Regions from separate parts of the Homo sapiens genome. Here region 1 is linked to region 2. Evidence: chromatin loops called from intact Hi-C (ENCODE). Cell type or tissue: heart left ventricle. All regions are shown on one strand. Links, peaks and the distances in the headings refer to the core of each region. The heading gives the core; the rest is flanking DNA.

The links. Peaks named below come from ENCODE experiments on the same cell type or tissue, not always from the same donor. Only the 100,000 strongest peaks of a DNase experiment are listed, where the experiment ranks them.
Region 1: a loop joins it to region 2, with 2.2 times the contacts of the local background. A loop is called at or near these places in 7 of 110 quality-filtered maps.

What each region holds. Positions count from the first base shown.
Region 1 is chr3:23,797,668-23,803,052 of GRCh38, forward strand. No RefSeq gene overlaps it. Among named protein-coding and RNA genes, the nearest start is that of UBE2E1, 5.6 kb to the right of the region's middle. In heart left ventricle, for the core only: a CTCF peak has its summit at 3,261; no DNase peak of the experiment used is centred there.
Region 2 is chr3:23,710,996-23,716,380 of GRCh38, forward strand. No RefSeq gene overlaps it. Among named protein-coding and RNA genes, the nearest start is that of UBE2E1, 92 kb to the right of the region's middle. In heart left ventricle, for the core only: a CTCF peak has its summit at 2,090; no DNase peak of the experiment used is centred there; H3K4me3 peaks cover 1,229 bases; H3K27ac peaks cover 1,846 bases.

The sequences.
Region 1 (5,385 bases), core at 265-5,264, 87 kb after region 2:
AAGTGATTACGCTCACCATTTTCCTGTTTCCTACTACTTCACCAAGATCTGAAGAGACTTTTCAAGATGACTAAAGTCAGAGATGAAAAGGGGATGTAGGAATCTTTGCTTCTATCCTCTCAATCACGTTGGGAAAGTATCTGTGTGGGCTTCTTTTTTTTTTTTTTCTTTTTGAGGCGGAATCTTGCTCTGTCACCCAGGCTGGAGTGCAGTGGTGTGATCTAGGTTCACTGCAACCTCCACGTCCCAGGTTCAAGCCATTCTCCTGCCTCAGCCTCCGGAGTAGCTGGGACTACAGGCACACGCCACCATGCCCAGATAATTTTTGTATTTTTAGTAGAGACGGGGTTTCACCATATCGGCCAGGCTGGTCTCGAACTCCTGAACTTGTGATCCACCTGCCTCAGCCTCCCAAAGTGCTGGGATTACAGGCTTGAGCCACCACGCCCAGCCTTAGGTTAACTTTCAGTTAAGTAATTCAGGAAACAAGGGGTGTGTGTGTGTGTGTGTGTGTGTGTGTGTCCAGCCCAATGCTCACTACTGGGTGGACATCAAAGACTATGAGACAGCCCAGATCCTGGAAAGCAGTAGTAGCTGGGTAGATAGAATGAGAACATGCCTCCATGGAGCTTTCCTCTTGCTTCTGTAGTCCCTGCCTGCTGCTCCATGCTTGAAGTATAGAGATGTGGATTCCACAAGTCCCCATAGTCAACTTTGGTTCCCTCAAGGGAAAGGTCTCGGTTCTGCTGCTACCTACTTGCCTGACCTCAGAAAACTCATCCTTTCTTCCTGCACCTTAGTGTCTTCAACTGTCAAAAGAACGGGGAACACCTGATGGTCTCTAGAGTTCTTCCGGTTTGGAATTCTGTGACTCTGATGTCAAGGCTTTAATTCCTTACAATGCTGGGGGTTGGGGGGTGGCGGTCACTTTAGGCTTCACCTTGGGGTCACCCACCCTCTTTCAGTGAACAACACCCACCCACACGTTCCTTGTCAACTGCTTGATGGTGTAATCATGTATGCATGAATCACGGAACATCAGAAGAGATGGGGAAAAGAGAAAGAAAGGAATAGTACTAAAGGCAAGGATATCTTTCATTCCCTACCTTGGTTAACTTTTTCTTGCATGCCTACTAAGGGCCAAGCACTGTTCTAAAAACAGTTCTAAGCAGACAAATTCTCTAACATGGGACTTAGATTCCCAGAGCTTCAACATTAAACAGTGATTAATTAAAATAAGTACGGAGAATTAGGAATTAGGAGCTGCTTCCCCAAGCCTAGACTTCCTCAATGGCGTCTTTCCTTGGTTTCCTTGACTCCTTTCTGGCTTTTCTATCAAACTAATCTTCTTAAAATACCCAGAGGCTAAAATGCCTGTAATGTTTATCCCTTGTACTTTTTATCCTGTAATGAAATCCAGGCTTCTTAGCTCACTGTTGAGCCCCTCCACAAGCTCTTGGTACCTACTTTTCATCCTTCTTCCTCTCTGTTCACTTAGTTTTCTGAGTCTTTCAACCAAATTAGTCTATTCATGGTCTTCCTAATCGCTTTCTGCATTTTTCTGCTTCCATAGATATTTTTTGTTCTTTAAAGATTCAGTGGTTGGATTTTAAAAGTATACTAAAGTAATGCACATTTATTTTAAGAAATGATACAGAAATATGTAATGAGTTAGCAATCTCTCCTTCATTCCACTCCGTTTCATTTCCTCTGAGGTAACTACATATTTATATTTTTTAAGTTTTGAACTTATGGAAAAGTCACAAAAATAATACAGAAAACGTCCATATACCCTTTACCCAGATTTACCAATTAGTAACATTTTTTAACTCTTTGAAATAGTTTGCAGATATCACGTGCCTTTACACCTTCATAGCTCAGTGTCTATTTCCCAAAAGCAAAAATATTCTTCATATAGTTATCAACTTCAGGAAATTTAACATTGATACAATACTTTAATCTAACTTCCATACTCTAATTTTTTCAATTGACCCAATTCTGTTCTTCATAATTTTTTTGCCGTTCAGTACAGTGTCTGATCAGGATCACATATTATATTTAGTTCTTGTGCTTCTTTAGTCTCCTTTAATCTAAAGTCTCAATTTTTCCTTGTCTTTCATGCCAGTGATGCTTTTAAAGAATAAAGGCCAGTTTCTTTTTGTTTCTAATAAAATACTATTTTGATAATATATTTTACAGTTTATAATTTATATATATGTAATTTTATATTTTAATAATAGTCTATTTCAGGTCTGATGTTTTTCCACATCATTTTCAACGTCATTTCAATACCTGAGAATGTCTCTTCATTTTCCCAAGCCCTACTTGTCGTTCTAGGCTCAGCTCTAATCCCTTTTCCTCTGGTCCTTACTGGAGGCCAGAGGGTACCTCTTGGAACTCTTTACATCTTGGGTCCAGTGTGGTAGCTCATGCCTGTAATCCCAGTGACTCCACTGGGGAGGCCAAAGCAAGAGGATTGCTTGATCCCAGGAGTTTGAGGTTACAGCGAGCTATGATTGAGCCACTTCACTCTAGCCTGGGTGACAGAGCAAGACCCTGTCTCTAAAAAGAAAAGAAAAAAAAGAAACAACTTTTTACATCTGTCATAGCACTTAGCACTGTACTTAGCCTACACAGACTAATTAATAAATATTTGTTGATTAATTTATTTGAGGCACAGCCATGAGTTCAATCAGTGGCAAAGACAGAACTTGTCCTGTAGGCTTAGCAAGTCGAGATTGGTATCTTTGCTGCCAATTGCTTCTGGGGTTTACAATTATTGAGGTAAATTTTGGATTCAAATTGGATCCTTGACTATAGATTTGCCACACCATGGAACTGTGGAGAAGTTGATATTTTTTAAAAGTTTCACAATAGATAATTAAGAACATGAAATAAAAATATTTATTCCCTACTATTTTATTCCTCCAAATTTCAGTAAACTGGAAGAGTGTTCAATTCAGGAAAAGGTTTCAGAGACTAATGAACCAAACTGCTCAAATTATAATCCTACATATTCTAATATAGTCTATTCTTGTGTGATCAATGTATAGAAAGTTGAAGAAGGCTAGTTTGTTTAAAAAATAGGTCCTACAGAGGAGATGCTACATTATAAACTGAGAAGAGTACTTTCATACTAATCACTATCCTTTTGTGGACATCAAATCAACCTTTTTGCCCTTGCCTGAGACAACATTAGACTCTTACCAAGTCTTGATAAATTTTGAAAATCACATGGTTGTTCAATGCCTCCATGTGGTAGAAAAAAATAATTTAGCTCTGTCCTACCTTCCTGTGTTAGCAACATTCAGGCCAATAAAGTACGATAGTGCTTAGGGCCCTTCAATGGGATCAGTGCTATTTTATTTTTTTTAAAAGGCCTATGGAAAAATGACCCAAATTGAAGGTAAATGCCCCAGATCACATTCGTCTTTATGGAATCGACCCTTGTTTTTGAACTTTCCTTATCTTTCTTACAAGGAATGGATTTTTCAGCCAAAGGAGAATTATAAAATGAAACAAGTCGATTGAAATCCAGTGAGTCCATTTTTCCCAGAAAGGCTTTATATAAATTCTTTATAAGTTGCAAACACAAGATTTTTTTTTCTTTGGATGGAAAAAGGAAATCTTTTCTTTTTCTTTTTTTTTTTTATGGAGTCTCACTCTGTCACCAAGGCTGGAGTGCAATGGCATGATCTCGGCTCACTGCAACCTCTGTCTCCTGGGTTCAAGAGATTCTCCTGCCTCAGCCTCCCGAGTAGCTGGGATTACAGGCACTCATCACCACACCCAGCTAATTTTTGTATTTTTAGTAGAGACGGGGTTTCACCATGTTGGCCAGGGTGGTCTCAAACTCCTGACCTCAGGTGATCCGCCCACCTCAGCCTCCCAAAGTGCTGGGATTACCAGTGTGAGCCACCACGCCCAGCAAAGGAAATCCTTTCTATTCAGCAATAAGGTAAGTTAAAAAACTATATTAACCAACGTTAACTTGCTTGACAATTCTTTGGACATGAAATTGGCCAAAGAGAATCTTTATGAAATACTTGAATTTCAGTGTAAGCAACAAGTCAAAAAGTTAAACCAAGTCTCCCTCTTTCAACTGTATTATTTCACCTCCTAGGGATCAACTAGCACCTTGATCTTCAAGTGTTTCTACTTAAATGTACTTGATACACTAAAGATGACTTGAAGGAGAGTTGGGTCATTCTGAAAACCAGGAATAGGTATTAATAAAAACTGGAGCCCACTTTCTCAAAGTCCACAGGATGTCACAGTGTAATACTACTTGGGCTTCTGTGACTGGCTGGTTTTCTAAAATGTAAATTGAGCATTACTATCAAAGCATTCAGTGCATATGTATGCATTTGCTTTACACATGCATAGACTACAACCGAAAACTGCTTTCTCCAAAGGAAATTAGGGGTGGGGGAAGGGGCAGAAAGATATTTTCGTGGCATACTCTCTGGTTTCTTTAGAATAATATAGCATGAAAATGTATTATCTATTTAAAATATATCCATATAGGCAAAATAAATAAATAATGAGGACTATTCTCAGGATGAGGGTGGGGTTGGGGAACTTCAATAGCAGTCATTAGTTCAAGCAACCATGTTACAAATTCAGTGATTCCCTTAGCTTGCTTCCATGTTCCCACTTTCCCAGCTGTCTTGATTGTTAATATATTCTCGAAAATATTATCAGAGACTACTATATTTATTTTATTTATTTACTTATTTTGAGACAGGGTCTCACTCCCACCACCCAGGTTGGAGTACAGTGGCACAATCACAGCTCACTGCAGCCTCAACCTCTGGGGCTCAGGTGATTCTCCCACCTCAACCTCCCAAGTATCTGGGACCACAGGCATGTGCCACCAGGCCTGGCTAATTTTTGCATTTTTTGTAGAGACAGTCTTGCCATGTTGCCCAGGCTGGTCTTGAACTCCTGGGCTCAAGGAGTCTGCCTGCCTTGGCCTCCCAAAGTGCTGGAATTACAGGCGTGAGCCACTGCACCCGGCCCTTTTATATTTAATACATTTTTCTGCAATGTAATTGAGGCTCTTCTCCCACTCCAATATTGCCAGAACTGACAAGATCATCTGTGGATAGCATGGGTCATAACAACAATTTTGCCACCAACTTACTGCATGACCTTGGATAAGACATACTGGCTTTTTTTTTTTTTTTTTTTTTTTTTTTTTTGAGACAGAGTCTTGCTCTGTCCCCAGGCTGAAGTGCAGTGGCGCGATCTCGGCTCACTGCAACCTCCAATCAAGACTCGCTGGTTCAAGAGATTCTCTTGCCTCAGCCTCCCGAGTAGCTGGGATTCCAGGCACATGTCACCAAGCCTAGATAATTTTTGTATTTTTAGTAGAGACGGGGT
Region 2 (5,385 bases), core at 193-5,192:
AAGAGCAAGAAAGGTTGGAAGGAACTGCCATATAGAGAAGAAAACAGAGACTACCAGGTATTTCAAAATAAGTGGGGGAAGAAAGGGCAAAACTAGATTTCTCTTTCCCTATGATGATAAAGAAGTGCTATAGCATCTGGCTTTCTTGTTAAGGGAAATACACACATAGAGGTGCAAAGGAAGTCTGGGATTCATCCTATACCTAAGGAAACTATGTGTTAGGATGATCTGGTGAACATATTATGGGCAAGTATCTCTCTTGTGTGATAGTGAGAGTTGTGTTTAATTTTCTCCATTTATTAAGTGGGGATGGCAATTTCTACCCTGACTTACTCATGAAGATGTAACACTATTATATGGTAATCAGCTTGATCCTATGGGTTGAATGAAGAAAACTGCTCCCTCTCAGGGGATGTGTTAAATGGGTCGGGTCATTGCAGTTGAATGAATAAATCAATTTCAGTTGACAGGTTGGTTTCCCACTGCTCCAGAAGTTTTTGCAACAGGGGGCATTTACTTTCTCTTTATCCACAGAGAAGCTGGAGCTCAGAGCTATTTGAGGTCTTCTAAAGAAATAGCCTAAGAAATTATTATTATAACTTAACATTGATATGCATTAGATTAATCCTTTAAGCCACCAGGGTAAAATATTTTAGAATCTGGCCTTGTAAAGGAGAGGGGAAGATGCAAGCATTGAACTGTGCACTATAGGAGGAAGATCCCTCAGCATCTTGGGACTTTGTTAGGAACACAAAGTCTGATTTCTCCTCCAAGGAAGTGGAGGCTCAGCTTCTCGTCTCACACTAAAACCTGACTTCTCTCTCCCTACAAGCCCTATTCTTTGGGGTGATTCTCACTCTACAACTTTGCTTGTCCTGGTGCCTACATTTTCCTGGCCTCCCAGGGGCCATCACTGAAGCCCTGTATGGTCCAGCTCAAACGTTGCCTCCTCCATGAGACATCCCCAGGCCTCTGCTGCCAAGCAGCATCTCTCCAAATCCCTCCTCCAACTGCCGCTACTTCCATGCTAGTCCTTTATCGGTCTCTTCTCACATAATAGCGATTTGTAGATCTCCTTTCCTTCTAAACAGCAAGCTTCCTGAAGCTAGATCCAGTGCATTATTAATTATTGTATTCCCCTGGAGCCTCACTCGGTAAGATGAGCATGGTATGGGGCTCAATAATTATTCACTCAGTTGAATCCAAGTGGAAGAGTCTATGAAATCTACAAGCAACATCTGAGTGAGAGCCTGGGTCAGGAGAAAACAGAGTACTGTCAGGGGCAGAATTAGTCAACCTTGGTCCTCAGATGAGCGAGCTGTGGTTTATGCCAAAGCTGATCTGCACCAATGACCACATTGTGCCTGTTTGGTTTTCATGGTGTCATTTATCTAGAGGTGCAGAATTTTAGCTGGCCATCGTCCCTTTTGGGAACCTAACATTGTACCAAGGCCATCATAGGAGTCTCGCTTGGTATCCGAGTCCCGGGAAGTGTCCACGAGCAGAGTCTACATAGGTTCTATTTGAATGTCAGGGGGAATGAAACCAGAAATGAAAGCAAATTAATAGCCATAGAGATTTGTTTGATCACAAGAAATTACACGGAGGAAAAGTCTCCTATCTCCATGGAAAAATTTACACCCTTCTCCAGCCAGCTGTGTGAGTCGAGGAGAGATGGGGAAATTTGTAATCATTTGCAAGTTTGCCCAGAGGATGAGTTATGTCATTTTTCCTGCAACAATCTGTGCTGCTGGCTGACAGCGTGGAATTTCCTCCTGGATTGTGTTGGCGACTACTCATGAAAATGGCCAATTAGGCTGTGCAAAGCCAGAAACAGTGGCTTGCCGGAAACTGTTAAAGAGAGGGATGAGGCAGAGGATAAACTGAGTTCCCACATCGTGGCTGTTTGAGCATTCTGACCTCTTGCAGTGTTTGGTTTACTCAGGTTTCATCCAGCCTCTTGGTTTCACTGGCCACTGGCGAGCAGGACTGACCTCTTGACAAACAGTTCTTAGTCGCTTCCAGAGCCCAGGGCTGCAGCCCTTCTCTCCCCAACCCCCACAGAACATTTCCCTTGCAGGCACCTGGGAGACAGATGGCGCAATAGCCTGGGGAAACACTTCTTGGATCCAAGCTAAAGGGATGTAGGTTTCAGATTGTTTAGAAGGATGCTCTCTATAGAGCCACAGGCTGCTGAAAGCAGGCAAGTCAGAGCCTCCCTGATGGATCCCTGATTTTAGTGTGGTTGAATAATAAAGCTGAAAGGAACTTCTCCCAGTCACCGGCCCATTCTTATGTTTCAGGCAGGTTTTCTCTGACTCAGTCCCTCTATAAGAAGCTACCTGAGAGACCTAAATTAAGCCTGCCCTATAAATACATTTACTGCCTAGTGCAGAGCAGAGAAAATGACTTGTTTTAATATCTCATCTTTTCTAGCCCAGGCCCACTTTTATGCACAGGTGCTTTCTGTGTAGTTTGACTCTTACAAATCTGTCAGAATGAGGTTGCCAGATAAAAAACAGTATGCCCAGTGAAATGTGTCATGCAAAGAAACAATAATTTTTGAAGTACTTCCCAAAGATTACATGAGACATACTTATGCTAAGAAATCAGTTGATGTTTATCTAAAATGTAAATTGATCTGGGTTCTGTATTTTTATTTACTAAATCTAGCAATTCCAGCCAGGCAGATGCTGGACCTTTTTATTACTCCCCATCATCAGTCATCTGTTAATTTATCTTGATGGCAGGAGTTTCTATGACATGGTATATCAGCTATTTCCACAAAAATGCTGTGTAACCAACCACCCCAAAATTCACTGCCTTAAAACAATAATTACTTATTCTTGGGGATTTGTGGGTTGGCTGGAAGTCGGCTGGTAATATGGGCTGGTTGGGCTTGGGCATATCTGCTCTATGTGTCTCCCTTCCTCTTCCGAGACCTGTAGTGCAGCAGAGGCAGACCCAATGCACAAGCACTTTTCAAACCTTTGGCGACATCACACAAGCGAACATTCCATTAGCCCAACCAAGTCACAGGGTCAAATGCAAAATCAGGACACAAAACTGTAAAGGGTGGGATACAAGGAGAGGTAGAGAATGGAACCAAATAATCTCTCACACTGGGAAAAGACCACTGTGGAAAGCCAGGCAAGCCTAGGGTCTCACCGCACTTTGCCATCAACCAGATATGAGACCTTTGAAAAGTCACATCATCTCTCTGAACCACTGTTTCCTTATCCAGAAAATAGGGCTGTAGTGAGGTTTACAGTTTACAGATTTACTTATAATTGAGCTCCTCTTCAAAGGGCTGAGACCTCTCCTTCCTCTACCTTCCCCAAGCCACCACATGCACTGCAGCACTAAGGGCATACAGAAGTTCTGGGGTCTGCTGGGCCCTTCAAACACTGTTTGGCTACACAACCAACCTTCAAAAAATGGAGTGTCTGTGGCCATGGTCTCTAGCAGCCAAGGAGGATTTCCAAATGGTGAAGATCACCTCTGACTTCTGACTAAATGTGGCAGATTGAACATACACATTAACTCTGCCCTCTCCCCACACCCTACTAAAATGACAGCAAATTTAAATCCATGAGGACAAATGACAACAAATTTCAACCCATGAGGAAATTTAAACCCATGAGGACAAAGAGAATGAGAAGAGTTGGCAGCAGATGAGCAATGTTAATAAAATTGTGGAAAGGCAAAAGAACATGGAAAAATGATAGCTGACTTAGCAGAACTGAGAAACTGAAACATACTTCCTATGAATCGAGGACAGATTTGCTCAGCAGAACTAGAAAATCTCAGAATTTGGAGGACCAAATACTTCTAAATGCTAGTGTAGTGTGAGGGCTAAAACCAGGATTGATTGAAAGTTTAATTGATATGAAATTAGACATCCAGATTCCCTCTTCCATATTTTTGACTATTATGAATAAATCTATAAACATCTATGGGCAGATTTTTGTGTGGGTGTGGTTTCAACTCCTTTGGGTAAATACCAAGGCACACAATTGGTAGATCATATGGTAGAAGTATGTTCAACTTTGTAAGAAACTGCCAAACTGTCTTCCAAAGTGGCTGCACCATTTTGCACTCCCACCACCAATGAATGAGAGTTCCTGTTGTTCTACATCCTTATTAACATTTGATGTTGTCAGAGTTTTAGATTTTGGCCATTCTAATAAGTGTGTAATGCTATCTCATTGGGTTTCTTCGTTTGTTTGTTTCTTTGTTCTTTGAGACAGGGTCTCACTCTGTCACCAAGGCTGGAGTGCAGTGGCACAATCACAGCTCATTGCAGCATCGACCCTGGGCTCAGATGATCCTCCCACCTCAACCTCCCAAGTAGCTGGCACTACAAGCATGCACCACCATGCCTGGCTAATTTTTTTGTAGAGGCAGGGTTTCACCATGTTGTCCAGACTGATCTTGAACTCCTAGGCTCAAGTGATCTGCCCACCAAGGCCTCCCGAAGTGTTGGGATTACAGGCGTGAGCCACTGCACCTAGCCTTGTTGTTTTATGTTTCAATTCCCTAATGACATATGATGTTGAATATCATATGCTTATTTGCCATCTTAATAACTTTTTCGGTGATGTGTCTATTCAGGTCTTTTGCCCATTTTTAAATTAGATTGTTTGTTTTCTTATTGTTGGGTTTTAAGTGTTCATTGTTAAATTTTGGTTAACATTACTTTATCAGGTATATCTTTTGTAAATATTTTCTCCCAGTCTGTGTCTTATCTTACCATCTTGACAGTGTCTTTCACAGAGCAGAAATTTTTAACTTTAATGAAGTCCAGCTTACCAATTCTGTCTTTCATGATTCATGTCTTTGATACTGTATCTAAAAAGTCATTGCCATACCCAAGATGACCTAGATTTTCTCCTATGTTATCTTCTAAGAGTTTTACAGTTTTGCATTTTACATTTAGGTATACAATTCATTTAGAGTTAAATTTTGTAAAGGATGTAAGGTCTGTGTCTAAATTCTTTTTTTTTCTTTTGCACGTGGATGTCCAATTGTTCCAGTACCATTTGTTGAAAACACTATATTTGCTTCATTGTATTGCTTTTGCTTTTTTGTCAAAGGTCAGTTGACTATATAGATCTATTTCTTGGCTCTCTCTTCTGTTCCATATATCTGTGTATTCTTTGGCCAATACCACACTGTCTTGATTACTACAACTTTATAGTAGTTCTTGAAGTCAGGTAGTGTCAGTCCTCTGACTTTGTTCTTTTCATTCAATATTGTGTTGGCAATTCTGGATCTTTTGCTTCTCTATATAAATCTTGGAATCGGTTTTTCAATATCTACAAAATTACTTGCTGGGATTTGATTGGGATTGCACTGAATCTATAGATCAAGCTGGGAAGAACT